2 separate regions of the Homo sapiens genome follow, and region 2 is linked to region 1. Evidence: chromatin loops called from intact Hi-C (ENCODE). Cell type or tissue: mammary epithelial cell. All regions are shown on one strand. Each heading gives the region's core, and the rest is flanking DNA. Links, peaks and the distances in the headings are about the cores only.

The links. A loop is a pair of places that touch in the nucleus more often than their neighbours do. Peaks named below come from ENCODE experiments on the same cell type or tissue, not always from the same donor. Only the 100,000 strongest peaks of a DNase experiment are listed, where the experiment ranks them.
Region 2: a loop joins it to region 1, with 9 times the contacts of the local background. A loop is called at or near these places in 2 of 110 quality-filtered maps.

Annotation. Positions count from the first base shown.
Region 1 is chr20:61,181,417-61,191,626 of GRCh38, forward strand. LOC105372701 (a long non-coding RNA gene) reads left to right here. Exons shown (of 3, transcript XR_936956.2): 2 at 2,571-2,786; 3 at 3,295-3,772. Among named protein-coding and RNA genes, the nearest start is that of CDH4, 66 kb to the right of the region's middle. In mammary epithelial cell, for the core only: no CTCF peak of the experiment used is centred there; DNase peaks (open chromatin) are centred at 4,705 and 4,835; H3K27ac peaks cover 2,624 bases.
Region 2 is chr20:61,121,993-61,132,202 of GRCh38, forward strand. No RefSeq gene overlaps it. Among named protein-coding and RNA genes, the nearest start is that of LINC01718, 48 kb to the left of the region's middle. RefSeq lists an enhancer at 1,153-1,798. In mammary epithelial cell, for the core only: no CTCF peak of the experiment used is centred there; a DNase peak (open chromatin) is centred at 5,749.

The DNA of each region.
Region 1 (10,210 bases), core at 1,023-9,022:
GCTAGCCATTTTTCCCTCCTATTTTAGAAGAATAAAATATTCCAATTAAGACTTAGTAACTAAATAATATGGTCTAGAACTATCTATGAACTTCACGGGGTTCTCCCACTCACCCTGTACAACAACAAAATGTGCTTTAGTCTTCACAATGAGAATTACAGAAGCAACTGCATCAGACAAAGACAGGGCTGCATTTTTTCTTCCAACCCACTAGGCCCAGATTCATGCGTGGAAGCTTAATTTATTTTGCAAAGTGAGTGTCATCACAGCCTGAAGTGTTTAAAAATCACTCATTCCATCTAATTAGATCTTTCAGTAGCTCCGAAAGTTAATATTATACCAATTGTGGCACTAATGAGCATCATGATCTTGTGTGTCACGGAGACAAGCCCCACATAGATACCTCGACATCTGGACATGTGTGTGGTATCAGGAGAGAGCACTGTTCAACCTCATTTTTGTGACTTTATTGAGGGGCGAGTAGCCCATCTTAACAAGATCACATGATGTCTGAGTGCTGTGGCCATTTAGCTTGCTATATTTGAGGAGAAAAAGGAAAAAATGTATAACCAAGCATGATTTAACAGAACTGACATGCCATTTATTCAACTTTTTTCAAAACCCCATGTTTTCAGCATTGACCTCATTAAAAAACCTCTAAGCAGGGTGAGGATCTAGGTCCTGTATATATTAATAAAATCATGGATTTTCACGGAGCCAACTTTTGTCTGGCATCAGGGAACCTAACAACACTCTGTGAAAACATGGCTCATGTCAATTTCCAGTGTACCACTGTTAATATCCAATTTCGAGAGCACGTCTTTTATTTGTAAAAACAAATTGCTAGAAAAAGCATTTGCCACTGGCATTCTGTGTTTCTAGTTCTACCATGATCCTCATGGAAAATTTATAGGAAATATTTTTCTAAATTCCTCTGCATCCCATATAGTATGGATGTTTATTATATATTTAGAAACATATATGGCTTGATTAATTTTTTAAATGACAGCCCATGAATTTAAAATGAGGTTACTCTGGGGTGCACAAATTAAATAGCTTCCAATGAAGGATTAAAAATGGAATGTAAAGAGGGTAGAAGCTATGGACCTACTGCAACACACAAGCTTGAATTATCTTTAGCATTTGGTGTGGGGCCCTCTCAATCAACAGCCACAAGCCATAAAGCTGCAGCCTCTGTAGGTTGGGGAGGTAATAAGAATGACTCTGGGAATTAAAGCAAGGAAATTAAGGACATTTGCAGGAGAGTTTAAGGAAACCAATCGTTCTCTGGAATTATTGATTGAATGATAAGTCAAGTAATATTAGCATCAAGTAGAGAGTGCACACCCAACAAGTAAATAAAAGAACGATGCATTTTAAATGCAATTGTTTCAAAGGGCACTAAGCAATCACTCTATTAAATACAATGCTTGGTGCTGAATGCATTTAAATCTCCCAGTATGTCTGTGTGTGCATATAAAGTATTGCAAAACAGAACCAAAAGCAAGTCGAATAATAATGTGAGCAGGTCCTGAGATAACCTGTCAAATCAGGCTGCTGATATCACAATTTGGGTGACAGCAGATCATGAGGCAAAGCCATAAATGAGGTAATGAAGTATTAGCAGAAACAAGGTAAAATGTGTGAATATAAAAGCCACGCTGTCCAGGGCAGGCGCTCAGAGTAATTAACCTGTCAAGGATGCAGCTCAAGGAAGTGTTTGGGTCCAACGTGATCAAGGAACAAGCCAGGGTCCCCAGCCTGCCAGCAAGGGGCGGCCCGCTGGTTCGTTGTGCTTCACTTTCACAGTGCTTTTTGCCTTTTTCATTTTTTAATGACCTGCTGATATTTAAAACTTAGGCGATTTCACTTAAATATAAAAAAAGAATTCCTGGCTTTTCATAGAAATTTCAGATCTAATAGCTCTGTGGCTACCTTCCCACACCACTGGAATTGGCTATAGCTACAGAGAACGGGAGAAGGGGGTTTTTCTTTCTCTGCTCTGCACACCCAGTGAATTCTGCTTCCTCACACACCCTGACCCCAGGACACTTGATTTTGAGACTTCTTGTGCAAGAGGACCCCGAATATGAGTGAACTATCTTCCCTAATAGGCCAGTAGGGTTTACCAGGATATGGCTGAGCAGTTGAAAAACGCAGACTTTCCAGGCCCCGATGAATTTATATGCAGAGGTGGCTTTCTTTATATATCATTGTAAAGATTATATAAAGATTATAAGAGTTTGTGTGCTCCATGCTGTATGAGGAGAAAATCAATTTCTCATTCTTCTAAAAAGCTCACAATGCAACTGGAATTTTCCCTGAACCAAGTAAACAAAAGTGTCATTTAACTTGAATGGGGAAAAGGTGTTAGAAAAAGTCTTTATCGTTCTACTTTCAACTTTCCTATTATTATCTAAGTTTGACTGATTTTTCAAGGGGTGGCTACGATGAAGCCATCCTTCGGAGTTTATAATAGAAACGCTATATAATTTAAATCGCCAGTGAAAGACTGGAGCCACGCAGTTAGGAAACTGATTTTGTTGTTGTTGTTGTCATTTCTTTTCTAGGGAAGGTTCAGCCCTACATGGTGCCTACTTCTTAGCCTGACAATGGGGTATCCAGCGGGTGAAGCAGTTGAGAAGTGGGCAGTCGACCTTGGCTTTGCCCTCCTCCCCTGATGTAGACCCCGAGGTGCCCCACTGAAGATGCCTTTGGGATGGAAAACAAGCTCTTTGAAGATTGTTTCCCAATTCTTACATTTGAGGCCAGGAGGAAGTTCCGAGGTAGCCTAGAGCCCTGTCACTGTTACAAGATTCCTTCCCAGAGGACTGGTCTACACATCTGGGAGAAAACAGGCTTCAGAAACCATCCACTCTGTGATGGCTGCTCTGGCTTATTGACGTGCAATTGATCTGACATGCCTTATTGGCATGCAGCGGGTCATTCCACACACCCCGAGTGCGGTGGCAGGCTGCATAGCATGCTTGGCACACTGCCCGGCACTCAGGTAATGATGGATGCGTGCTGGCTTAACTGCTGAGAAGCCACTAAATAACAGCCATTAACGGGTGAGGAGTTCAAATCTGGGTGCTCCTCTGTGTGTGTCGGAAAAGTTATTTGGTCACTAAGCCTAATTTATAAAATTAGAATACTGACTTTTACATTGCAAGCATTCCATGAGATAACATGCAAAGTGTAGCCCAAGGCAAGCATATAACTATTATTATTTGTTGTTGTCGTTGTTGTTATTATTATTACCACAAGACATAATCTGATTTCTTATCTTTCAAGGACCCATCTTTCAGGAATTGGCCGGACGTGGGCAAATAAATTGGATATCTATTGATCAGCACTCCTGCCAATAACTTGGAACATCATTTCCCAGTCAATGATTTCACAAATGAAGACACTGCAAAATAGTGTTCGTTGCCTGTCCACTGTAGGAACTGATTCTAAATGTTCACTTCAGTGTGCCTGCCAGAGGAATACAAACCCGATACGGGTGTACTGGCCACGCGTTGGAGAGACGAAAAGGCTTACTGAACATTCTTAGTAAATGTGCCATTTGTTCCTGGTGGGTGAAGCATTTCATGATTCATGCAATATTGTAAATTTTTATTTTCTTTACATAGACTTGGCTTTTATTGTAATTCCTACTCTTGGGGGAAGGTAATATGGATTCATCCAAGTTAATAAAGCCTCTTGGAGATAACATCTCCAGGACTCAAGGCCATTCTCAGGGTACAATTAAGACATTTGTTTGCTTGGTATTCACCACGAAGATCCAAGGTTGCCATCATGCTAAGTCACTGCATGCATTTCATGACATGAACACGAGCTTTGCATACCATTTCAGGCAGGACAGCGATCACAGTGGAGTCACCGTTAGAGAAGCTGAGAGGTTCTTTGGAACAAACTACAGGCCATGAATAAGAGTAACAAGTGTGCCACCTCATTAGAAGGTAGGGCAGTTCAGAGGACACCGAGCCCTGGACCAAAGGTTCAGGCCACAGCATGCATCACTGCATTCCACACACCCTGCTTTGCCCCGGAGCTTGGAGGTAAATCTGGAGAGAAGAAAGAGCCGTGGTTTTCTTTTCTTTTTTTTTTTTCCTTTTTTTCTTTTTTTTTTTTTTTTTTTGAGATGGAGTTTTGCTCTTGTCGCCCAGGCTGGAGTGCTATGGTGTGATCTCAGCTCACTGCAGCCTCTGCCTCCCAGGTTCAAGTGATTCTCCTGCCTCAGCCTCTCAAGTAGCTGGAATTACAGATGTGCACAACCATGCCCGGCTGATTTTTGTATTTTTAGTAGAGACAGGGTTTCACCATGTTGGTCAAGCTGGTCTCGAACTCCTGAGCTCAAGTGATTCACCAGCCTCAGCCTCCCAAAGTGCTGGGATTACAGGCATAAGCCACTGTGCTGAGGCTGTGGTTTTCTGTTTGGGATTCAAGGCATTCACCCTCCAGAAGGAAGCTGAGATATGTCTCTTATTAAATGACATACACTGTCCCTCGAACACCCTAGTGGTATATATGAAACGCATCCCAGGAACTAAGAAAAGAGTCTTCATTTGACAGAGCAGCACACGCATGAGACTCATCACTTGCATACGCAGGCATCCCACCCACCCAAGCTTGGCAGGCTCAACAGAGCACATTTTGTCCTTATAATTCTCCATCTCACCAACAAATCTCCGAAGGTTTCTCCTGTTCCTTGGTATATAGAGGTTTTGATCCGAGATTCCAGCTGATGACTTCATTCTTGAAGAATGAGCACTAGCTGTTTCAGGTTTTCTGGAATTCATGTAATGCAAACAGTAATTCATGTAATGAGCTATTGCTTCCTCAATATGTTTGGAGGAAATAACCTTTCATTTGAACTCCAGAATTTTCTCCTGATCAGCAAAGAGCTGGCGTCAGCCTTCCGGGTGAACAGTATTCTGTTAAGTTGAATGCCCCAAGCCCATGCCCCTAAGCTCCCTCACGCCTTACAGAGATGCACCATCTGCTTCCAGACATTCCAAAGGGGACGTCTGTGCCTCCTGGGTTGTTGGTCATATCTTAGCCACTTCTGTGAGTGAAGAAATATTTCGAAAGCTGCCAAGTCCACCTTCCTCATTCCGCATGTATGAAGAATTCATTGAGGTTGCTATTTGTCAAGAGGCTGCAAACATTTCCTATCATTTGTCTCAATCCATGCTTCTGTTTCAACACCCGTCACAGAAATCCACAGTCTCAGTTGCTTTAAGCCCCTCATCCTCCTGCCTTTTCCACTCAAACCAGAATTATCCATCATTTATTTTCTAAGAACAGAAAAGATGTCACTGCCATTGGTGCTATCAGTTTCTACAAATATATTGTGTACCTTACAGGAGGACAGTATAATTTTTGGCCAGCGGAAGTTTCATCGTAGCACTCTAGCTATAATCTCAAATTAGTCAATGCAGCAGAGCACAGTCTGCTATGCAGGATGAGGTTTATGTTTTCAGAATACACATTTGGGCGTGTAATTGTTGTAATAGTAGTGTGAAGTTTTAGCCATGTCTGTGGGTGTTGATTTGTTCCAATGTAGTATCTAAATGCTTACATTACATCATGGCTGTGCAGCAGAACGGAGACATGTAATAGCTATTTGGAATATGTGTTCTGTCTAGATAGCTGAACTAAAAATCAGTAGGGTTTTTTTGTTTTGTTTTGTTTGCAGGGGAGAGTAGGATGTTACTGATTTTAAAATCATTATTAGTCTTCATTTTGCTTTTCAATTGGCTGGCAAATTCTGTCTTCATTCAGGTCCATAACAATTGTCTTACGTACACTCCTTCGGGAGACAGCAACTGGGAATTTAACTGTGACAAGGCAGGCGTCAGAACGGTGTCTTTCCAAACAGCTCGAGTCTCCTTGTCATTGAAAATCTCAAACTCTATCGCTGTAAAAAGGTGAGATAAAAAAGGCAGCTGGCGCATCCATTTCCATGTGTTTTATCCTTTCATAATACCTGGTTATTTAAAAGGAGCATGATCAAACCTCAGGACTGGTACCTGACAGCAACCCTGAGAAAGTTAAGCCCCTTCCAGACAACTCGAATAAAGAAGATTATTCCTATTAAGGTATCAAATCATATCAATAAAGCTGCGTGGCTCTCAGATGTCACGGATGGAACTACGGGAGTGATTAAGGGGTTAAGCTGGCTCTCCCCGGGTTAGTGGCATCTCGTCAGCGGCATGAGGGAACCTGGTTGCTGGGAGGGGCCCTTTCCCTCCCAGGTCAGGCCACCCCTGTCTATCAGGCAAATACAATAGGAATTACTTAATTTAACACCGTTTCAGTTCTAATTGAATCCCATTTTCTAAATCCTGAATAAATACAACTGCTGCTTCGGTCAAACGGAGAGAAATAGCCATCTTTTAATGACTCCCCTGTGGATTTAATGCCTATTCTATCCGTGAGAATAATGATTCCAACATCCCTGGAATACATTGAAGGGATAATGGTTATTTAAACATGCCAAGTCTTTATAGAGCAGATAAATATTTTAATTTGCATTTATGAAAATCAAAAAGTAAGCATGGGAGCAGGAACCAGTTTGTCTACTTCCCCAGTCATCAAAACCACAGAGTGGCAGGTTCACAACGTGGGAGCGCAAGAGAAACTCGGCACCATCAACCCTACCATGATTGTTTCCCAGTAGGACCTGCCGCTGACCCACCTGCCCCCACCAGCGAGCTGGAGAGGGCTCCTGAAACCAGCACATCTGGCCACGCCCTTGCCTGGCTTTTAGCCCTCACTGGCTTCCCATTGCTCTGACGCTGGCGACCAAAAGGACCTACTTAGTTGCCATGGCCCCTGCTCGGCCCTTGGGCCTTGACACCACCACATCCCTAGCACTCTGTGTTCTCCCAGTGCCCGGGGCCTTGGCATGTGCCTGACTGTCTGTCTGTGACCTCACATGCACACGCTCCACAATTTGTAGTCATTACGTTCATTGATGCCATTATTCGATCAATGTTTGCCTCTCCTGCCAGGCAGTGAATTAGGAACCTTGTCTATTTTGTTCAATATTGTTATATGTAAAAATGTTTATTTAGAAATAGAATGCTTGTTCCCCGGTGCCACATAGAAATAGCATTTGAACATAAATTTAATTGTTTTAGCAAAGCAATTTTTATTTTCTGCAGAAAAGGTGCTCATTGCAGACGGAATAATGGTGAGAACAGACCGGAAGAAAGGAAAAGCAGATGTGTTTATTCCTTACGCATTTTGTCTTTGCTACTGTGTCCTGTCTTTATTGGCTGGAGACAGACCTTACACTCTAAACTAAAACCCGATTGGCTAACAGTTTAAAACATTTGTAAATAGGTTAAAGCAATGGAAAGATAAAGGAAAAGAGGAAGCTTCTTACCAAAGGACTTAGAAAAGGAATAACATTCCTAAATAAGGAAGGGGCATAGGCTGGGAGCTGAGACATGCGTGTGAGCACGTCCAGCACAGATATTTTAGCTAAAGTACAAGGACTTAGAATGCACTACGGGCCTGTGAGCATGTCTAGCATAAAGGTAGTCTTTAAAAGAAACTATTATTTATAACACTTATGATTTATTCTTTAACAAGAAGGGAAACTTTGAAGAGGAACTTCTTATTTTCTACAATTTTTTCTTTTTTTATAGTTTTTTTAACCTTTTTTTAATATGCCTTGGCTTATTTGTTTAACTTTTGGATGTATGGTATAATATAATATCTAACAAGGAGAAATATACTTACTACAGTTGCTAGAGAGCTAAGGACTGAGGCTATGGGGTTTTTTTGTGTTTTTTTGTTGTTGTTGTTGGCCAAACCACTTTTTGAGCCGATTTGAAACAGGGTTGTTAATGCCAGAATTTTTTGTTAACCTATTTGATAAGGCAGTAAGTTCCTGGCAAGCTTTTGTTATGCTTTTACTGGGAGCAGTGTTGTTTGGGATAAAAGTGCAATATTGAGTTTTGCTTATAACACAAATACTACTTTTTTTTGCTAATATTATATTTAAATTTTTTTTTAGGGCATTTGACTAGTGGATTTTAATTGTTTAGCTATTTTTTTCCACAGTATTTTTGATATATTTAACAAATTGCTGCTGGTTGTAATGAATGTAGTTTATTTAACTTACATTTGTATTAATTGTTACTTACCAAAGCAACATTGACTTAAACCCTGCAGCTATTTGATTTTTGGCTTTACATTTATTTGGTACTTTATGGGGAACTTGCATTTAAATAGACATGGGAATTAAAAGATCTATAAGGGGCTGCTTCTTTTGAGGCTTTTTTTATTTGCCTATGTTGCATTTTTTTTTTTTTTTTTGGTTGATGAAATGCCAGGGTAAAAGGATAGCTAACTGAACTACAGCATAAGTACTGCTTTAATTATTTGGCCGAGTGTTCAGTCAAGGTTTTTTCTAATACTACCATATATTTGCTTAGGGATGGCTAAAGGTGGACTGAAGGGTTAGCTCTCAGAAGTGCCTGACTTTACTGCATTTTGTTAAGTCTTTAAGGTACACCCAATTTTCCCCTTGTCATTGGAGACACGAGGTAAAACTGGTCTTGGATGATGGAGGCTGAATGGCCCATGATGGCTGACCTGCAGGGTACTGCACTTTAGGAAACAGCAGAGAGAATTGGGCACAGTTTATTATCCTAGGTTGCAGGATTTTGAAAAAGAGCTACTATGCAGCTCCTGTTTGGTTGATTAGAGTGGAAAAGGGACAACCCGGCCTTTGGCCTCCTGTGCGCACAAGGATGACTGTCGCTTTTATTAAGAGTGTGCACAAAATATTTAATTCGTTTCAGCCGGGCATTTATATTTTGATACCTTGTTTTAATTGCTATTGTTTGCCTTATGAAACAATGGGCCACGGGAGGTACGGCAGCATAGGTACCGCAAGGCTGGGCCACAGGTACCACAGGGGCTGACCATGGGTCCGGCAGGGCTGGACCACGGAAACTGCAGAGTTTCACTGTGGGTCATGCAGGGCTGGACCATGGCTATTGCCTTAGGTTGTTTTACTTTTACTATAGAGGTTTTGGTCTCCATAGTAAACTATAGTCTTGTTATAGTAAACTTTGGTCTTGTTATTGTGTTTGGGAGGAGTGATAACTAAACAAGCATTAAAAGTAATAACTTCAGGAGAGTTAGATTTAGTTACATTAATAGTAAGTTGGGGAGTCACGGAAAGAAAAGAAAAAGAAAAGATAGATTAAGTTTTTTTAGCTTTAACTTGGTAGGGCTTGACCCTGGAATAATAGCCTATGACTCTGATGGCAATGACCCTTTTTGACTTGGGTATGACATGTTTATTTACATTTTTGCTGTGCAAACGGCAGTCTTGGTGGTTAGCAGCACAAGATAGGGTCCTTCCTAGGCTGGCTTGAGGGTTTTTTTTTTTTTAATCTTTTGATGAAGACATGGTCTTTAGGCTGGTGCTGGTGTACTGGAAATGTTAGGGGTGGTACCCATGCTAAAAGATTTTTAGTTTTGAGGGAAGGGAAAGTGGAAGATAAATTAAGCATATAATTTTTGAGAAACTGATTTTTGTTTTAAATGTGGGGATATTAGTAGTGGACTTTACAGTCCTTAGTGCCTTTTTGCTGAGATTTTCTTTTTTTTTTTTTCTTAATTCCTACTGATGTTGCCTTTGAGGGACTTCTTGGGGCTTTCCACCTTGCTAGAACTTTGCACATTCTGGGGCTGGAGGCCCTACGGTGATGCCTCCCGCTTTAGCCCCGCTTAGCGTTGCCCAGGGGCCGCCATGGCCTGGCCCTCTTTTGAGGTCTTGGCCTCCCTGCGGCCTTTACAGCTCCAGCGCATTGTGTTGTTGGGATGAGAGGTCTTGTGATTCACCTGCCACCTTTGGACCTGGCTCCTGCCTGAGCCCCTGCTGTCCGGCCCTTGGCCTTGGGCTGGGCTGTGTGGTTTCAAGGCTGCTTGGCCCCCTCCCTTGCACAGAAGTGGTTGTTTGCAGTTAGGAACCCCCACCGGCTTGTGCTGTGGCTTTTTTAGGAGACTCTGGAGGTGGAAACTCCTTGGTATTAACCCTGTGCTGGAGGGCCCCTAATGGGTTTTTTGATGCAGTTGGAACAAGAATTTCTTTATAAGGGGTTTGGATAACATTTTTGTTTGGTTTAGCAATATTTTTTTTTTAATTTTTAAAAAAATTTTTTAAAATTAGCTTTTA
Region 2 (10,210 bases), core at 1,458-9,457, 59 kb before region 1:
GTAGTTTTGCTTTGTGTTTGGAAGAGGGAGCAGAGGGCAGGGTTGAAGAGCACTGTGGGCGCTCCATCAAGCGAGAGCAGGTCCGTGCCTGTGCTCTACACGCTGACCATTTGAGTCTCCGGCCACTGCTGTCACAAGCCACCACAAAGGGAGTGACTTACAACAATGCAAATTTATTCTCTTACATGCTCTGGATGTCACATGTCCAAAATCAAGGTGTGGGCAGAGCTGTGTTACATCGGAGGCTCTGCAGGAGAATCCGTTTCCTGCCTTTTCCAGAGTCTAGCGGCCGCCTGCACTCCTTGGTTCCTGGCCTCTTCCTCCATCTTCAAAGTCAGCATCTTCCAATCTCTCCCTGACTCTGACCTTCCTGCCCCATCTCATAAGAACCCTATGAGGACACTGGGACCACCTAAATGATCCAGGATGATGTCCCATCTCAAGATCCTTAATCCCACCTGCAGAGTTCCTGTTGCCAAGTAAGGTGACATCGTCATGGGTTTCAGGGATGAGGATGTGAACATCCTTGGGAGATATTTTTTCAGCTGACTACACTGACGCTGACCCCAGAGAACCCTCTGTCTAATTAATTGAAATTCCACATCTGGAAATATCATCATGTGTACACACTTATGCTCCCTTTGTGGCAGGGACAAACACATTATTATTTAGGGAATTTATTGTTTTCCTTGCCAAAAGGTGTTTTGTTTTGTTTTTTAAGTAATCATTTAGGAGTTGTACATTTTAGCAACAAGGAGAATGAAAATGGTTGAAACGGTTAAACTTGCTCGTTTTTTTTTTTAGTTGTTGGAGAATTCTTTGGGGTTTTGAACTTTCTAGAGTTTTCTCTCGGGAAGATTTCTGAAATAGAAACTCCTGTTCGTAAAATTACTTGGACCGAGGGCCACCTTGGTGGATCTGGGGGAGGATGGACTTGAGCTTGTCTTTGTGTGTCTCACTGTAAAGCGGCTTGATCTTAGAGTACACCGTCCCAGTGAGAGCCTCAGTAATCAGAGAGGGAACACTGTGAAACCCACCTTGTTTACACCGTCACCATGATGACGGCCTACATGATGGCTGCTTTGACTCTGGGGAGATGCGAAACATCTTCACAAAGCATCATTAACCTCCGCGCAATTGGGTGAGCTGCCAGGAGGGAGAAGCCAGCAGGCAGGAGTTAGAGGGATGAGGAGTAGGAAAAAAGGCATGCAGGGGAGGGGACGACGTGCTTGGGCACAAATGGAGTCAGTACCTGATCCCTGGAAAGGGGACAGGAGAGGAACAGAGCAGCCACCCTGCACGTCCCTCCAGCCCAGGAGTCCCAAGTGACAAGTGGTGAAGGAAAAACACACAGAAGCATCAGGGACTGGAGTCCTGCCCTCTCGTGCCAGCCCTGACTGAGGCGGGAGTGGCAGCACTGGCCAGGGTGGGCCCTGCCCTCCCGCCTGGATGCAGAGTGGAGCCTCCAGACCACACTTGACAAGGACCTCAGGATGGCCTCGGGGCAGGGCGGCAGGGCTGGAGGAGACAGTGGATCACATCAAGGCCACAGGCAGGGGGAAGCTGAGGCTCAGCCCTCCCTGGCTCCAGGGCAGAGGGTAGAGAACCTGCTGGACTCTGGGCCTTGTTTCTCCCACCAGCCAGTCCCGCAGAGGCTGCCCTGACCTCACCAACAGAAAACACCAGGCCAGGACCTTGCATTCTCATCTGCTCTGTGCCTTGCTTCACTTGTGAGGGGGGCGCAGCTCCAGATGGGGGTTCCATGGGCACAGTGTGGAGAAGGGCACTCAGGGCCTGCTGAGCCTCCAGAAATGCACTGAGCTCAACTGGGGGCCCTCGTGGCCCAGGAGCCTCTGGCCTTCTAGGCTCCAGCCACCCATGCTGTGCCGGGCTCCACGGAAGGCATCTCCCAGGCAGGAGAGTGGCGGTTCGCAGCAGGAGCTTAGAGGCAGGGCTGGCTCGGCCACGGAGGTTCTGAATGTAAGGCAGCCCAAGGAGACCGCCCAAAGGAAGGGGACACTGGGGGAGGCAGTGACAATACCTGCCAAGATCCTTGGCCACACACCCATCCCTGCAGAGCACTTTACATGGACGCTTTCCTCTCCGGGACTGCTGCAACAAAGGCCCACAGACTGGAGCATAAACAGCAGGGCTGCATCGTCTCACAGTTCTGGGGACCAGGGGTCTGAAGCCAAGGTGTCTGCAGGGCCGGTTCCTCCTGCGCTGTGAGGGAGGCTCCGCTCCAGGCCTCTCTCCAGCTTCCAGTAGTTGCTGGCAATCTTTGCTCTTCCTTGGCTTGAGGAAGCCTCACCCTGATCCCCACCTTCATCTTCACATGGCGTTTTCCTGTGTGTGTTCCCCTTAATACAAGCGAGTTTCCCCTTGTATTAAGGACACTGGTCATATTGGATTGGGGCCCACCCTAGTGACCTCGTTTTAACTTGGTAAAGGCCCTGTCTCCAAATAAGGTCACATTCTGAGATGCTGGAGGTTAGGACTTCAACATACAAATTTTAGGAGAGCACAATTCAACTCCTAACAATAGAACCCCTCCTGTAATTTTCAAAACAGAAAATATTATTTTCCCCAATTTATAGATATGGAAATTGAGGATTTAAAAAGATTCAATAATGTGCTCAGGGCTATGTACCCAGTTAATAGTGGAGCCAGGACTGAGATCCCAGTGAGGCCCAAGCCTAACTCTGCTAAAATATGCCCTAAACTGTAGCTTAACATCAAAACACCCTGAGTTATAATCAACCTACATTTCCAAAAAATAGCTGGCGATCCCCATCTTTGGCAAGATGGCACCTCATCCGCCAGGAAGGGCTCTGGTGGGGAGTCCCAGAGGTCTGCCAGGTAATGAGAAATAGAAGGGGATTAACCTGGATTTCTGAGAACCCCGAATGGAAGCGGCACAGAGGCTGCAAGTCCAGGTTTTAAGACTCAGAGGATGTTTGAAAACGAAGACTCTGCATATCGAGGTCCCTGGGGAAAAGGGGGGGAGATGCAAATGTGTCTCTGAGTGTACTCCAGCAACAGAAAGGGATTAATTGGGATATTTTTGGTTGCAAGAAATAGAAGACAACTTGAGCTAGTGTAAGCCAGGAGAAGGAGGGTTCATACAAAGGACCCCGCATCTCATGAGGCCCAGGTCAGAGGCGCAGGCCCAGGAAAGGGGTGGCGGGCAGAAAGAGGCAACACCACCAGCCTCTCTTAGCTTCCAAGCCACGCTTGGCCCCTCTGTGGCTGTCTCTGCTGCCCATTCCAATGGCGGTACGCACCATGGCCCCTGGTCCCTCAGTCGGCGTCCTGTTGTGCTGGAGAGACACTTATACAAGAATCCCTCAGAGCCAGGTCCAAATTCCCAGGACACAGAATCTGTCCCAACTTGGATCGTGTGTTCACACCATGGTCCAACCAGCTGTGGCCAGGTGTGAGATCAGGTGGTGGGAATATGGCAAATGGGCCCCACCAGGGGGAGGGGAAGGAGAAGGGTGACCAGGTATGCTGAGCCAAGACCCCAAGAAGCCCCTTCCCCGAGGGTTAAGACAGGAAAATCTAGGCTTGGTTTTCATATTCAAGGAGGCTGAGTACAGAACAAGGGAACCATGACAAGAAATTGGAGACCCACTCTTTGTTTAAAAACAAATTGGGGGGTTGGGGAGAAGGAGCTTTGTTCTCCACAAATCAAACATTTCAAACCCTGCAGGATCCGGCACTGCTAGAATCTTCTCCAAGCCGGGCCGCCTGCTTCTCTACCGGTCTCTTAGCAACTAAATACCTGACTAATACTCAACTTTTCCCAGGGCTTTAAGAGCTGCAAGATATTAATTCCAAGCAAGACATCTAAATTGTTACTCTGGAAACTTGCTCATGCCCCCTTCATGGGTCAGACACTGAAAGGCCACGTTCCAAGTATCCTTACCATCTCACCCTCGCCGTCCCTAGAAGCAGGATTGAAGTCCCGTCTCCACACGGCCACGGCAGGAGGGGCGGCCTGGGCTCAGATGAGTGGCTCCAGATTGGACACACACAGAGCTTGCTTTGCCATGGGTATGTTTACGTGTCAGTTCCCACCCATGCACTCAGGAAAAGCGGGCCCCTCTTTCCAACCCTGAGGGAAATCATAGAAAGAAATAATAAAATAGGAAAACAAAATTGCTGATCGATGAAAACCACAAGATGTTTTTGTTTCTTAAAGACAAATCAACACAACATAGCAGGTATGACCAAGGGAAAAAAAAAATAAGCATTGAGAACAAAAAGTAGGACATATGAAAATAAAAGGACTCAATTTACAAGCTGGAGGCCGAGCGCAGTGGCTCAGGTCTACGTCATCCCAGCACTTTGAGAGGCCGAGTAGAGTGGACCACTTGAGGTCAGGAGTTTGAGGCCAGCCCGGCCAACATGGTGAAACCCCATCTCTACTAAAAATAAATAAATAAATTAATTAATTAATTAATTAATTAATAAAATAAAGAACGAACGAACTCAGGGCCTTGGCTGTGAAACCCCGGCAGCAGGTGAACAAATTATCCCAGGGCTTTTGGGCAGCAATTTGCCTCTTAGTGTCCAGGGAGTGTCAGGGATGAGCCACCACCCTATGCAGGGTGTGTCCCATGAGCACGAAGCTGCCAGGGGAGGCCCAAGGATCCCAGATGTTGGTCAACACTGACTGCTGTCCCTTCGCTCTCTCTGTGTTGATTTTACCTGCAATGTCTGTGCTCTGGGCAGGACCTGGAGGGTGGGGGGCTCCTAAGGATGAATGCGCTTCTAGCTTGGGAGAAGCTTCAGGGAGCGTTGGGGACACAGAGCCTCCCCAAGTCTACCCGTGGTGGGTAAGAGCCTGACGCCCACCTGTGGAGCACTCTGGGCAAGAGACTTCCTCATCTGAAACGGCACTGTTCTACAATGGGGGTAAAAAGAGCGCCTATTTCTGATGGCTCCTGGGAAGGGCAGCACACCTTAGCTGTTCTGTTCTGTTATCCTGGCAACCTGCGCTTGCTGAGGCTGTCACTGTGTCACCTACAGATGAGGCCATCGAGGCCAGGCCAGGTGAGTGTTGGCCCACAGTTGCAGGAGCAGAGCACGTGCCAGCCCTCACGGGAAGCCACACCTGGATCCGTGGTCTGTGCCGTCTCCCTAAAAGCACGTGGAGCGATGCACCTTTCAAAGTGGCCCCGTGCTGAGTACAATAAAGCCGCTTAATTTGCCATTCTATCAACTGGAAATCCTTATTAACTAGCGATCATACCATACAGTGATAATTGATATTCATAAGGAACTTAATTGAAATTAAGTTTTAAAATAGCTTTAGTGTTAAGTGCATTTTATTCTAATTCCTGGAAAATTGGTCATCCATGTATAGTAGATGAGGTAACAAGGAAACATGCTGAATAAAACCACTCAGCCCCGACTTTCCCAGATGTCTGGGTTTCCTATGAAAGAAGAGGGGCTTAGCGGAGTCCAGTGGGTGCTCACCATACTGATGCCAAAGACCACCCCGAGGTGCCCATGAGGCTGCGTCTTCTCTCCCCACCTGGCCCTGCGTATGGATGCCCCTGAGTGTCATCACCCCAGCACCACCCCCACCCAGTCTAGGAATCTCTACTGGGTTGAACAGTGGCCTCCCAAAAGATATGTTCAAGTTCCAGCCCCAGAACTTGTGCATGGGTCCTTATTTGGAAATCAGCCTTTGCAGATGTGATGAAGTCAAGAGTCTCAAGATGAGATCATCCTGGATTTAGGGTGTGTCCTGAATCCAGTAACTTGTCAGGAATGAGATGAGAGGCTGTGAGAAACACACAGAGCAGGGGCTATGTGGCCACGCGGACAGAGGCTGCAGTGATGCTGCCAGGAGCCCAGGAGCTGCCCAAGCTGCCGGAAGAAGGGGGAGGCAGGAAGGACCCGCCCTAGAGCCTACGGAGGGAGCGGGCCCTGCCCACACCTTGACCTCAGGTGTCTGGCCTCCAGAACTGGGAGAGATTCCATTTCTGTTTTTGTTTGTTTGTTTTGTTTTGTTTTGTTTTGTTTTGTTTTTTCGAGACGGAGTCTCGCTCTGTCACCCAGGCTGGAGTGCAGTGGCACGATCTCGGCTCATTGCAAGCTGCGCCTCCCAGGTTCACGCCATTCTCCTGCCTCAGCCTCCTGAGTAGCTGGGACTATAGGCACCCACCACCACACCCGGCTAATTTTTTGTATTTTTAGCAGAGACAGGGTTTCACTGTGTTAGCCAGGATGGTCTCAATCTCCTGACCTCGTGATCCGCCCATCTCAGCCTCCCAAAGTGCTGGGATTACAGGCGTGAGCCGCTGTGCCCAGCCCATTTATGTTGTTTTAAGCCACCCAGACTGTCCTATGATTAAGGCAGCCACAGAAAAATAACACAGGTCCTAATTCCTAATCTTCCTTGTTTGATTCTGCATATTGAAGGTGGGCAACGTGAAGCTTTACATAAATATCTATAGTGCAATGGTTATTGCCATCAAGCCAATTAGTATCTACACCACTTTCCATAGTTACCATGCGTGTGTGTGTGTGTGTGTGTGTGTGTGTGTGTGTGTGTGTGTGTAGTAAGGGCCCCTAAAATCTACTCTCAGCAAAATTTCCATATACAATGTAATATTATTAGACCTCATGCTATACATTACACCTCCAGGATTTATTCATCTTCTTTAACTGCACTGGGCCTAGGTCTGGGCACATGGAGTAGGTGAGGCAGGGTGAATGAGACCCCAAGGGTCTGTCCTGGAGCTTGTGATGGGGATGGGCCATAAACAGCCCCGAGTGCAGGAGGATGGGGGGGGACGTGTGTGAGTCCTCTCGGTCATAGCAGCTGGTCTCGTTGGCAGTGCCCAGCTCTGTACGCCTTGCTTCTAAAGGTGACTGCCTGCAGGTGCTGTGGCTGCAATGAGGCAGACGGCAGAGGGCCAGGGTGTTTGATGGCAGAGATGGAAGAGGGAGAGTGTGGGGCAGAGCTCATTCCATCTTCAAACATGCTGTGGGGGTTGAACTCAGCCTGCACTTCCCTACACATGAGCACAGCCAGGGATCACAGATGCCCAGCGACCCACGGGCGTCCCACTGCCTGGACCTCACAGAGCCAGTGCCCACCACAATCCCGCTCTGCAGGCGGGAATCCACATCTGATTCTGCCCTTTCTTCAGACCCTGATAATGCCATGAGAATGGAGGAATTAAGATGTGGCTGTCAGTGACGAGCTGTGAGTTCTAAAAAGTCCTCATGAAAACGAGGCCAAGTTTTATCCATCGCAAAATCCCCACCCAAGAACTCAGCCCACAAGAACAATCGTCCACAGCCTTCCAAGTTAACAGAAAAGAGCGGCAGAGGTCCTTAGACATGTGCAAAGGGAAAGCAGCCCCAGATACGCGCCCCCCACCACACTTCCGTCTCTCAGCCGCAAGTCCCCTGCACCCAGCAGCCCAGCCCTGCCAGATAAACACTGCCTCATCGAGGACGGTACAGGCAGATCCCAAACCCAGTCATTCTAATTATCTCTGAAGCACATGCTGAAGACTGATTTGCATATTGAAAATATGGCAGGGCAGGAAGGGAGCGAGCTGGCATTTCTCAACTCTGCCAGTGTTGTCTTCCGACGGCGTCATAAGACACTCTTCTAATGAAGTAATAAAAACAGTGTGAAATTTCAAACCACCCCAGGACATCTTTAAATGACAGCATCTCCTTTCCTGCGGTGATGAGAAAAGGAATGGCTTAGAAGTTACAGACCACACAGTGCTTCCCGGGGACCCCTGCCACAGCCGAAATAAGCTATCTAAATACCTGCATGGACTTCTCACTGTTCATCACTCAGTCTCCACCCCTGAAGCACCCACCCTCCTATGGTAGTTTCCCATGCTAACTACCTACCTGGCTAGCTCCCACTCATCCTCATTTCCCAGGCAAACACGCAGGTGACTGGTATAAAGTCTGCTGTGTGTGCTCATTCCATCTTCAAAAAAAGTGTTTAATTTGTTAGCACTTAAAGTATGCATAACTGTAAAGACAGCCAGGTGCTCCAGGGAAACTTTGCTTTAAACAAAGACGCATCTTACAGTGAATGTTCTGTGGACCGTATCTACGTGTGTATCAAACACACCACATGGCACTTTGTAGGAAGCTACTGCATCTCTGCGGAACAGTGTGGGAAATCAGCTCACAAGACCTTTGGAACCCAATGCTGTCACCCGTAGAAGAAGAGAAAGGTTCCTAGAATTGGCCTTGGGCAGGAGCTTTTCCCAACTCAGTGTCCTGATGCCTCTCCCAGGAAGCCTGTGTTGGCCCTGAGCTGCCAGCCCCTGAGCCCCAGAATCCTCACCCGCTCCCCGCGCACCTACCCTCAGCTCCAGCCTCTCGGAGGAACAGACAAGGAACAGATGGGCCAGCATGCAGTTAGCAGCTGAGAAACCAGTTCATGCTGGGGAGGTACAGGCTTTGGGATGGTCCCTCCCTAGTCTTGTCTTAAGATAAAATGTCAATACTTTGTTTGTCCTGACCTTCCTACCTAGTCTCGCCCCCGTCTGGTTTATAACCTCCTTCATACACTCCCCTCCTTGCCCACAGTGGATTCTTCAGCCCCGGTACCCTACAGAACTGTTCCTGCATTTTGCAGGGCCCCAGAGACCCACTGAGCTCTCGGCACTCACAGCTGCCCTCCTGGGAGTCACCCTGTATTTCTTGACCCTACTTTATTCCTTATTTCTTTGTTTTTCACAGCACCTGTCTGACAAGACCTCATTTTTGGCTAACATGTGAATTGCCCCTCCAGTCCACTCAGCAACCACTACCATGGTGGTCCACGCAGGGAGTGGCCATGACCGCCATGAGAGCCCCCAACCCTCCACCTTGCACAGTGCTGAATGTGCAGAGAAGCTCCCCAAATCTATGCTGGGTGAACAAATGAACGTCTTGACCCTGTGGAAACCCAGAGTGGGAGAAAGAGGTGGTGCCCTTGGGAAGCGTCCACGACTTAGACCTTCTTAGGTACATGGCAGCAGGCAGAGGCCACTCTCAATGTCATGCATGAGAACGGCCCCCTGGCCTCACAGAAGGATGATAGACTCCGAGCAAAAGGCACTTTATATCCCATCAAGACACAGATGGCATTCGGGTGGACTTGGGCTCTCTTAAACTGAGGCAGACAGAGCACCTGTCTGTTGGGAATGGTGATTGAGTCAAGGGACAAAAGCATTGTCAGAGACCCAGAAACAATCGAGAATTAAAGCAGGAGGCTGGGTCTAAAATGCAATTCAGTGTCACAACACAGGCTGGGCTGAACACTGCCTCTGTTCTGGGCACTGGTTTATCACCTCCTTCATACTCACCCCTCCTTGCCCACAAGTGGATTCCTCAGCCCTCGCACCCCGCAGAACTATTCCAGCATTTTTCAGGGCCAGGATCTTCTCAACTGTGCCAAGGTAAAGAAGTCGCTGCCCTGCCCTGCAGTTCACCTTCTGACCATGAAGGCAGATGTGTGCCCCCAAAGCTGAGGCCTTCTTGCACTGAGGCATTGAGCCACGTTCAGGCTGTGGGCTGCCCGCTGCTGTAGACAAGAAGGCTGAGCCACCTCTGACCTCATGGAGCTCCAACATTCATCAGCTGATGCCCCAAATAATAAATAATGTCTAATTACAACTTGTGATAAGCACTGTGAAAGAAACATGAAGGGTGGCTTGAGAGCTTGGCCTACGTATGGGCCTGGCGATCTAACAGGAAGAGCCAACCCATCTAGAATGTGACGCTTGAGCTGGGAAGGGGTGGCCAAGTGTTTGGCAATGAGGAGGAGTCAGAGACAGGAAAGGCTACATCCCATGAAGGGGGCGTGGCAGGTCTGCAGAATGGCAGGTGGGACTGGAATGCTGAGTACCAGGGCATGTTGGGGGAGACGCACACGGCTGGGATGGGGGCTAGCAGATGCCATGCCACCTGGACTTTCTGACAGTGTTAAGGCTGCTGGTCTTTATCTCCAGGGTGGCGGGAATATCCGCACATCTAACCCTACACCTTCTTTATCAGTTTTGGCTCTAATGTCCCCTTCTCTGTGATGTCTTTTTTTAAATACAAGGGCTTGCTCTGTCACCCAGGCTGGAGTGCAGTGACGTTATCAGACGTCACTGCAGCCTCAACCTTCTGGACTCAATCGATCCTCCCACTTCAGCCTCCCGAGTAGCAGTGACTACAGGTGTAA